Linked DNA regions of Homo sapiens: all the other regions are linked to region 1. Evidence: chromatin contacts called from ENCODE Hi-C or POLR2A ChIA-PET data. All regions are on one chromosome and are shown on one strand. The core of a region is the stretch at or near the end of the contact, and the rest is flanking DNA. Distances in the headings are between cores, read along the strand shown. Region 1 holds the start of CDCA7 (cell division cycle associated 7). Region 2 has its middle 15 kb from the start of LINC01960. Region 3 has its middle 67 kb from the start of SP3.

Evidence for each region. Hi-C counts contacts between places; a loop is a spot of excess contacts on that map. ChIA-PET counts read pairs that join two places held with the same protein, here RNA polymerase II (POLR2A). Pooled maps may share reads with other maps.
Region 2: a map with no recorded cell type shows a loop between it and region 1 (9-fold over the local background). The contact joins the enhancer-like site here to the promoter of CDCA7 in region 1. A Hi-C loop is called at or near these places in 4 of 37 single-sample maps with no recorded cell type and 10 of 50 pooled maps. POLR2A ChIA-PET finds 5 or more read pairs at or near these places in 1 of 52 experiments (OCI-LY7).
Region 3: a loop to region 1 is called in a map with no recorded cell type, with 15 times the contacts of the local background. The contact joins the enhancer-like site here to the promoter of CDCA7 in region 1. A Hi-C loop is called at or near these places in 9 of 37 single-sample maps with no recorded cell type and 4 of 50 pooled maps. POLR2A ChIA-PET finds 5 or more read pairs at or near these places in 1 of 52 experiments (A549).

The regions. Positions count from the first base shown.
Region 1 is chr2:173,353,177-173,356,302 of GRCh38, reverse strand. CDCA7 (cell division cycle associated 7) reads right to left here and starts at 1,431. Exons shown (of 10, transcript NM_031942.5): 1 at 1,319-1,431. The coding sequence starts at 1,339. RefSeq lists a silencer at 1,220-1,489 and enhancers at 2,040-2,129, 1,432-2,387.
Region 2 is chr2:174,038,434-174,041,559 of GRCh38, reverse strand. No RefSeq gene overlaps it. Among named protein-coding and RNA genes, the nearest start is that of LINC01960, 15 kb to the right of the region's middle. RefSeq lists an enhancer at 1,345-1,639 and a silencer at 1,343-1,743. Within about 2 kb of position 1,584, at least 29 of the 41 ENCODE cell types and tissues checked have a DNase peak (open chromatin) inside an H3K27ac peak, as active enhancers do.
Region 3 is chr2:173,896,689-173,899,814 of GRCh38, reverse strand. No RefSeq gene overlaps it. Among named protein-coding and RNA genes, the nearest start is that of SP3, 67 kb to the left of the region's middle. Within about 2 kb of position 1,539, at least 4 of the 41 ENCODE cell types and tissues checked have a DNase peak (open chromatin) inside an H3K27ac peak, as active enhancers do.

The DNA.
Region 1 (3,126 bases), core at 182-2,681:
TCCGAGAAATACAGGCTGAGCTTTAACAAGTCAGCACAAGCCAAGAGTTATTTACCAGGCAAACGTATCTTTGGAGGAAAAGCCACAAAAAAGCAGCAAGGCAAATAGTCAAGACGGAGATGAACTTCTTTGGCAGGTAAGTAATAACTAATACCATTTATAGTAGGCGTTTTTCGTGCCAGGCACTATGTTAAGTACACTTTCACGTCAGGTTTAATTCTTTGCAACAAAGGTGCTATCGTTATTCTCACTTAGCCAATGAGGAAACTGAGGCTCAGGAAAGCGAAATGGATTACTCAAGTCCCATGGTGGCTCAGATTTGAACTCAGGCATGTCAGGTTCCAAGACCAGCTACACATGGTTTTCTTCATCCGGAAAGCCAATGCCCAGCTCCACCGGGGCGGCGACTCAGCTCTGAAACCACGCCCCATCGCACCCACCCCCGCGAGGGTCCCTAACCCCTGATATTTATTTTAAACATGTCATTGTCTTCCGTTTCACCCAACCCCCACTCTTCTACCCTCTCCAGGAGCCCGACCCTACGTTCTGGCTTCCGTTAGAGCAAAAAGTAACGTTCCACTCAGAGCAACGTCCTGCAGCTAAGAGTAAGGCTGGGGGGTGGGGGGTGGGGGGTTGGGGGTTGGGGTGGAGGAAGTAGGAAACGAGCAAATGGTCGGCGAACGCTTTGACCCACCAAGCCCTTTAAATGCACTTAACCACCGCCCGGGACTACGGTCGCTTCACACTGCGTGCGCAGCCCAAGTTCTAGGAGACCGGTTCGCAAGACCTTAAACCTCAGACGCGCTGGCCCTCAGCGGTTAGAAGCGGACGCGTCTCTTGCCGGGCGGGGTGCGCGCCCAAGGGCCACCCACTGAGCGCGGGTATAGACGCGGCGAGCCACGCACTGGCTCCGAGTTGTGTGCGGGAAAGGGCTGGGCCGCTGCGGGACAACCTCCCAGGGGGCAGGCAGGCTGGCTCTGCCTGGCAGGCAAAATCGGGACCGGCCAGCGCTCCCGGCCGCTGTCCGGCCTTTGGCGGACGCACGTGCCTAGGGCTTTCCAGCGCTGCTAGCCATCCTGCAAACGACTCAAGTCTCCACGCCGCCCGCACTTCGGGTGCGCACGCCACGCAGGAACGTCCCCATGGCCCTCAGTTATCCCAGGTGCACAAAATCAGGGGCTTGCCCAAGCGGGCAACGCCTAGGCAGGCCACCAGTTAAGGCAGCGCTAGGCTGCGGAGTTGGAGAGGGTCGGCCCGCGCCCGCCTGCGTCCAGCACCCACCGCGCCCGCCCCTCGGGTTCGCCCGCCCAGCCCTCACCGGCACGCGGCGAGCGTCCATGCTGGTGGCGGGTGCCCAGATCGGCGCTTGGAGCGGGGAGAGCGGAGCAGCCGCGCGGTCAGCGGTCCCACAGCAGGAGGAGCAGCAGCAGCGCGGCTGGCAGGCTGGGCGCGCCGACCCGGGCCCGGAGGGGCGGGGCTCGGGCTGTCTTTCCCGCGTTGGGACACAGGTCCTGCAAGCTGTGGTAACGGCCAGACATGGCGCAAGACTAGGTGGCCCCCTGGAAAAAACACGACCCCCCTATATATTCTGACCTCAAAGGATAGCCTTGGGCACTCCTAAAATCCCCTTTGAGAAAGGGGGGCTTTAGGGGCTACGGGGACCACTCTCCTTGTGCAGCTGCGCGGTCCTGAGCGAGTGGCGCGAAAATGGTTCGTATTGCCCCGGGGTTAGCTGTCTGATTTGCAAGAATTTTCGTGGTGGCGGAGGAAAAGTGGAGTCTGGGGGGTAAAGGAGAGCAGCGTGAGGGTGGCGCGGGTCACGCACCATGGCGTTTAGCACTTTCATTGCTGCGTGCGGTTTACAAGATTTAAAAAATCATAGAATCCAGCACGAACTCCACCCTTCATAATCGAGTTCACCGCCCCTGGATGTAGCACCTCTTATCTGGGAACCACACCATTATCTGAAGCAATAAAATGAGTTAAATCCTGATCTTTCTTTCCAAAAAGCACAGGAAGCCGACTTGTTTACTTGTGGTTTTCAAAGTAGAAGAAAAGCCGCAGCAGCTTGATGAAGACGTCTATAGTATAGTTAACCTTTAACGATTATCTGTTGGGGATTGAAACTAAAGATTGAACAATTGTGGCTTGATGATCTTCTCTGTCTTCAGAATTGAGAACTACCCTGAGTCAGTGCGAACGAGAAAACTTTTCATTGCCCTTTTAACCAAACTTGGCATTACAACGAAAAAATGAAATAAAGCGAGGCTTTTTGTGTGCGTGAAGAGCAAAACTTGCTTCTACAAGAAAAAGTAAATTTAGTTTCTTTAGAAGACACTAATTATACTCTTAACATTTAAAACAAGCGCTTGAAATGAAAACATTCGCATTTCCCCCTCATTTCAAAACTTTTCTCTGGGGAATAATTAATTCCTTTGCAGTAAGAGAGTGCATGGACATACTGTGTTCCTCTCTTGGTGTACTGAATACAAAAACTGTGAGCAAGTAAATAATGCCCGAGGACAATGGATTGGAAGGAGTCTTCCAGCCTTTCTTAAATATACCTACCCAGTAATCACTCTGCCACTGTGCAAGGGACAAAGAGCTCAAGGTCTAGAAGGTGAGTGCCAGGAGGAGAGGCTATCGGTGGGTGGTGAAATTACGGAATTACAGGGCCCTCAGTAAGTATTTGTTGAATGAATAAACATTTGGGAATATAATTTTGTGCCACTAAAGCTAAATATATGAAAATTTGGAATTACTAGATCCATGAAGCAGGGGAAGATTAAGTCACTTTGCCTGTGAAAGGTTCTGATAGGGAAATTTTTAGTCTTCCTGGGAGCACAAGAAAATAATTTGGTGTATGTGTTTTTTAAGGATAAGATCTCTGGTCTATTCGTCTTTTTAGTAATCAGGAAAATGCAAATTAAAACAAGTGTCACTGGAAAGGGGTCCCGATCTAGACCCCAAGAGAGGGTTCTTGGATCTTGCACAAGAAAGAATTCAGGGCAAGTCCGTAAAGTGAAAAAGCAAGTTTATTAAGAAAGTAAAGGAATAAAAGAATGGCTACACCGTAGATAGAGCAGCCCGAGGGCTGCTGGTTGCCCATTTTTATGGTTATTTCTT
Region 2 (3,126 bases), core at 335-2,834, 690 kb before region 1:
TTATATTTGTAGAAGTGTACTTTCAGGATAAATTCCTGGAGTTAGTATTACTGAGTCAAAGGGTAAATTGCATATATAGTTTTGCTAGATATTTCCAAATTCCCTCCACAGGGGTGTATCATTTTGCATTCCCACCAATGATTATGAGAATCATTACAGCCTTGCCAATGGACTGCATGGTCAAACTTCTGAAATTCTGTCAATTTTATAAAGATTGGTATCTCAATGTAGTTCTAATATATATTTATAACATAATGAGTGAAGTTGAACATCTTTCTGTATTTTAAGGTCCATCTACATATTTTTGTATCTGTGTGTATGAACTGTTTGTTCACGCCTTTTGCCTAATTTTCTATCAAGTTTTGGCCTTTTCCCCTCAATATTTAAAAGTTCATTACATTCCTAATATTACAGATTAACCTGTTTCTGTGAAAATGTTGCAAATATTTCTCACAATGTGCCAATTTTCTTGCCATGCAGCAGGTTTTTTTAAAGTTGTTGAATTTATTAATACTTTATTTTATGCCGTTGGAGTATTTTATTTTTCATTAGCAAAGCATTCATTTTGGTGTCAGGCTGAGCTTGGACTGGGTTTCCATGCCTCTCTTAAAATTTTTATTTGAAAAAAAAACTACTTTTTTATTTTATTTTATTTTTTGAGACAAGGTCTTCCACTCTGGCCCAGGCTGGAGTGCAGTGGTGTGATCTTGGCTCACTGCAGCCTCGACCTCCTGGCTCAAATGATTCTCCTGCCTCAGCCTTCAGAGTAGCTGAGACTACAGGGATGCAGTGCTGCACCTGGCTAATTTTTAATTATTTTATTTTACTTTTTGTAGAGACAGGGTCTCAATATTTTGTCCAGGCGGGTCTCAAACTCCTGGACTCAAAGGATCCTCCTGCCTGTCCTTCCAAAGTGCTGGGATTGCAGGTGGGAGCCACTGTGCCCAGCTCCATGCCCCTTGATATCTTAAGTGTCTTCCTTTTTGTGAGGCACAGCTTTGAGACCTCTTTTCCTGTCTGCCAAGAAGGCAAAGGGGGCAGTGGGCCCAGTCAGTTTAATTGTTTTTTATCTGTTTCCCTCCGCTTGATCCCAGGAGCCCAGGTTGGGGACAGTCACTTAGCTCTAATGGGGTAGGGCAGATGCCACATGGAGGTGAAGATTGCACACACATCCCCTTTCCCCCCCAACTCCTGTCTTAGCTGGAGGAGCAAGCGCCCAGAGGCCCTTTGGTTTGCGTCTGGGATTTGAATCATAGACAGACTTCCCACACCCAGGGTATAAAGAAGTCCACCGATGTGTCTTCTAATACTTGTTTGTGTTCATTTTTTACGTTTGAATTTCTGATCCATTTGAGATTATCTTGCTGCATGGTGAGGGGTATGGGTCCAGTTTTCTAATAGGCAAGGTGGCCTATGAAGTGGGGGCGGGGTAGCAGGGGGAGAAGGAGCCACGATCTTGATGGTCTGGGCCACTAGGTGGCGATCTTCCAGGTTTCTCCTCCTTCAGGACGGTAGGAGAAAATGCTGTTTTGTTTTCAGAAGAAAAAGGAAATGAGTCATTAGGTTTAATTGGCCAAGAGGAAGCCCTAGTAAAAAGTTCCCCTCTGTCTACGCAACCTTGATTTCTGAAGGCAGGCCCTGTGCTTCTTTCCCTGTGTTAGAAAACATCATTTCCTCTGTGTCTCTGTTTCTCACCAGGAGGCTGATGTGGGCCAAGTGTGCGTGCACAAACACTGCCTTTGCCGTGAGCGCCTCCAGGTCCTGCGTAAGGCCATGGAGAGACTTCAAAGAGAGGTCAAGATGGCATTGCCCTGCCGTGTGCCTCTTGGGAAGCCTGGGCCTCGGAGTGACAAGACCTTGGTTCCTGTCCCAGTGCTGCTGCCACCCGGCCCTGTCATTGCAGGCATGCCACCTAGCCCTCTCTTCCTCAGTGTCCTCATCTATAAAATGGAACAATGTCTTCCCTAACCATGTGCCAAGGATTTCAATGGGATAAAATGATATATGTGTGCTGCAAAGTAAAAACACTGTGTAAATATATTTCCACCATTATTATGGTTATATTTTATATGTGGATGCATCTCTATGGAAGATCTATTCTTTTTCTTTTCTTTTTCTTTTTTTTTTTTTTTTTCCGAGACGGAGTCTCACTCTGTCGCCCAGGCTGGAGTGCAATGGCATGATCTCGGCTCACTGCAACCCCTGCCTCCTGGGTTCAAGCGATTTTCCAGCCTCAGCCTCCTCAGTAGCTGGGATTACAGGCACCCGCCACCACGCCCGGCTAATTTTTTTATTTTTAGTAGAGACGGGATTTCACCATGTTGGTTAGGCTGGTCTCAGCCTCCTGAACTCGTGATCCACCCACCTCGGCCTCCCAAAGTGCTGTGATTACAGGCGTGAGCCACCACCCCCGACCGATCTATTCTATATCTTACAAGAATTTGTATTTATAGGCTGTATTAATAGGTTGATTTGCTGTTTATAAGGTGTTTTTTTTTTTCACACATCCTCTCTTCTGTGAAAGGGACACAGCCTTAATGAGAAAATGGACTGGTTTTGAAAGAACTGCCAAAGTAGCGACCTTAGGAGAAGGTCTACAATGTGCTTTCTCTGAGGTTGTGTACAGAATTATGTGTGTGTGTAATTTTTCCCAGCTTGTATCAGATTGCTATAGGAGTTCATAGCTCAAAGGTGGTTAAGAACCACATTCTTGAAAAAGGGAGCCAGACTGGCCTCAGGACCCCCTCCCCATTTGGCTTCTGGGAGGACTGAACTGGTTCCAGTCCTTTCTTAAGTCCTACATGGGGTCTTAAGGCTACTGATCTCCCTCCTTGCTGTAGCTGGTCTGGAGAGAAAGAGAAAAGAGAAACGGGAAGGGCTTGTAGTGTCTAGAAACCAGAGGTGAAACTCTAAGTTAGTAAGGCTTCAACGGCAGCTCTGCAGGAGGTCAGAAAACAATTTAGTCTTGCAAAATTCTTTTTGTCATGCCACAGTGGTCCTCTTTCTGCTCCTCAAGTGTGCTAAGGTTGATGCTACCTTGGGGCATTTTGCAGAGGCTCTTTTATTTACCTAGAATATTGTTGCCCTGGCTTCTCCTGGACTGGCCCCTTCTTTTTATCCAGCTCC
Region 3 (3,126 bases), core at 290-2,789, 540 kb before region 1:
GATTCATGAGGGGACCTAATAAACCTTTTATGACTTTCAAAGAAAGAACATAGGGCCTTACTTGCTCAGGCTCTAGTGTTAAACTTGAGGCTCACTTGATAAGCCAAATTCAGGGCAGCAAAAAACTAAGAAAAGTTGATGATGGGAATGTATCTTTCTAACCAAAGTGTTCCTCAAATCTACTCCAATATTGGAGACAGTGAGTCAACCCTGAAATGGAGACTAGAAACTATAAGGCAGCAACATATGCACAAAACCAACTTTTTTTTTTTTTTTTTTGAGATGGAGTCTCATTCTGTCACCCAGGCTGGAGTGCAGTGGTGCAATCTCGGCTCACTGCAACCTCCACCTCCCGGATTCAAGCAATTCTTTTGCCTCAGCCTCCCCAGTAGCTGGGACTGCAGGCACATGCCACCACGCTCAGGTAATTTTTTGTAGTTTTAGTAGAGACGGGATATCACCGTGTTTCGATCTCCTGACCTCGTGATCCACCCACCTCAGCCTCCCAAAGTGCTGGGATAACAGGCGAGAACCAACGCGCCTGGCCAAAACCAACTTTTTAAAGCAATATTCTGCCCTATAAGTCATTATGTGACTGATGACGCACAGCAAAAGCGACAGTAGGTGTGAACACCATCCGGAACCAAGGTCTTGTGTTACCTAGTCTCCTCTCTGCTGGGCTGGTTTCTTTTTCAATTGGCAAAGGATAAAGGGACAGTTTTTTGAGATATTTCTCATGTCCTAGAATTTAAACTTAGGACACAGAGGGCAAAGGCTCGGAGGAAAGAAGTTAGCCGTTAACAGCTATGGCTGTGGAGAAAGAAGGTGTCCTAGAATGTGCGGGAGCATCATGGGGCCGGACTCAGCCTGCAGCGCCAGTGCTGAGCGACCTCTTTTAACACTCTGTACTTAAAGAACAACCAAAGGTGGTATACAGTCTTAACATTATTTGAAGGTGGCTTTTTGGACTCTGACTCAGTGTGATCGCAGCTTCTTTGTTCTTGAGGACTTTATCCCATCACAACTGTGAGATCTGGTGGGGAGCAAGCTGCAAACTTAAATTCCTCCCTGGTTTTGCTCTACAAGGGCAGAGAAAACTGTCCCTTTGCAAACAGTCATAAAATTAACAGGGTCACGGCATGGGTTCTATCAACTTGCTAGACTGTCAGGCAACCAGCTGCAGAAGGACCTAGGCCTTGCTCGTCATTGACCTCTAAGAATTAGCAGCACCGGGTTGCTAACTCCTTTGCTTTTGGCAGTTACTTCTGTCTTAGTTTCCCTATTGCCCCATGGGCAGGCAGCTAGGTGAGTGAAGTCTGGGTTCGCCTTGTCTCATTGTCACCTACTCCTCACTCACAATCAGGTTCTTGAAAGAGTTGCCCACACACTTTTCACTTCCTTTTCCCCTGCTCTCCTCTCAAATAACTCCCATCTGGTTTCTGTTCCTTCACTTCACTAAAGATGGTCTTGAAAAGGTCAACAGTGACCTCCCTGTCACTAACGCATGTAACATTGAAACATTCACATACTGCCTGACCTCAGTGTTCACATCAGTTGGCTGTTCTCCATTTGTTGAAGTAGATTCTTTCCTAATATCTACCCATGGCCCAGCTGTTTCCTTCTTCCTCTTTCCGCTTCTCTCTCTCCTTTGCTAGCTTTTCTTCTTGTACCTGGCAGTTAAATGTCGAATTTTTCCCAGGCTTGATCCTGAGCTGATTTCTCTTCTCAATCCGCACTCTTTTACTGGATGATCTCATTTGTTCTTGGGATTTCCTTTTACTGCAGACGTGGGCAACTCCCAAGTTTTCCATCTTCACTCCACTCCTCAACTGAGTTGCAGGTAAAATATTGAATTACCTATTTGGCCCCTGTTTTGGAACTTTCACAGGTACCTCAAACTTTATGTGTTCAGAATTCAGTTTCTGAATGTCTACTCCTAAACCTGGACCTTCAGTATTTATCTCAATGAATAACGTCATATGCTTCTCGATGCTCATGCCAGAAAGGGGAAGGTTAACGTTGACACCCTCTCCTTCCCATTCCCCATATTGATCTTGTTGATTGTCCAAGTGTCTCAAAGCCATGCATCTCTCTACATCTCCTCTACCAGCATCCGAGCAACAGCCATCATTTTTTGCTTGGATTACAGCAGTATCCTGGAATCTGGGCTCCTCGTAACCACTCTTCCTGACTCTGACTAGTCCACACTCCAATCAGCAGCCCAGAGTGATCTTTGAAAATGTCAGTCTCCTTAAAACTCTTTATTGGCACTTCACCTAGCATCCCGAGGCTTTGCCATGCCTGGCTGGGCCTCTGCCGGCTTCCCCAGCCTCCGCACACATGAGCCTGTCCCTTACTCGCTGTGCTCTGACCAACTACCCTTTCTCACTCAGATGGCTCAGGTTCCTTCCACTTGTCTCTGCATCCTGTGCACTTGGTTAGGGCTGCATTATGACTTTCATAGGTCCTAGGCACTTTTGCCTTATAGACTCCTTCATAAATATATTTTTAAAATTATGACTATATTGGTACAAAGATGAATATAATCTAGGTTGGATTCATTTTTTATTGAGATAAATGTACATAAACAAATGAGCCATTAGCATTAAAAAATTTTAATTGACAAAAATTTTACATACTTATGATATATAGCATATTTTGAAATGTATACTTATACATTGTGTAATGGCTAAATCACGCCAATGAACATATGCATTACTTCACATGCTTATTTATTATGTGTCAAGAACACTTAAAATCTACTCTCTTAGAAATTTTCAAGTATACAATACATTGTTATTAACCATAGTCACCATGCTGTACACTAACCATCTTAAAGCGTACAATTGAGTGGCATTTCATACACTGACAATATTGTGCAATCACTATCTCTACCTACTTCCAAAACTACCTCAAAGAAAATCCTGTGCCCATTAAGCAGACATGTCCCCATAAGCCCCTCCTCCCAGCCCCTCAGAACCATTAATCTGTCTTCTGTCTCTATGGATTTACTTGTTCTAGATGTTTCATATAAATAGAATCATACAATATGTAGCCTTTTGTGTCTGGAATCTTAGTGTAATGTTTTCAAGGTTCATCCACATTGTAACATGTACTAGTAATTCA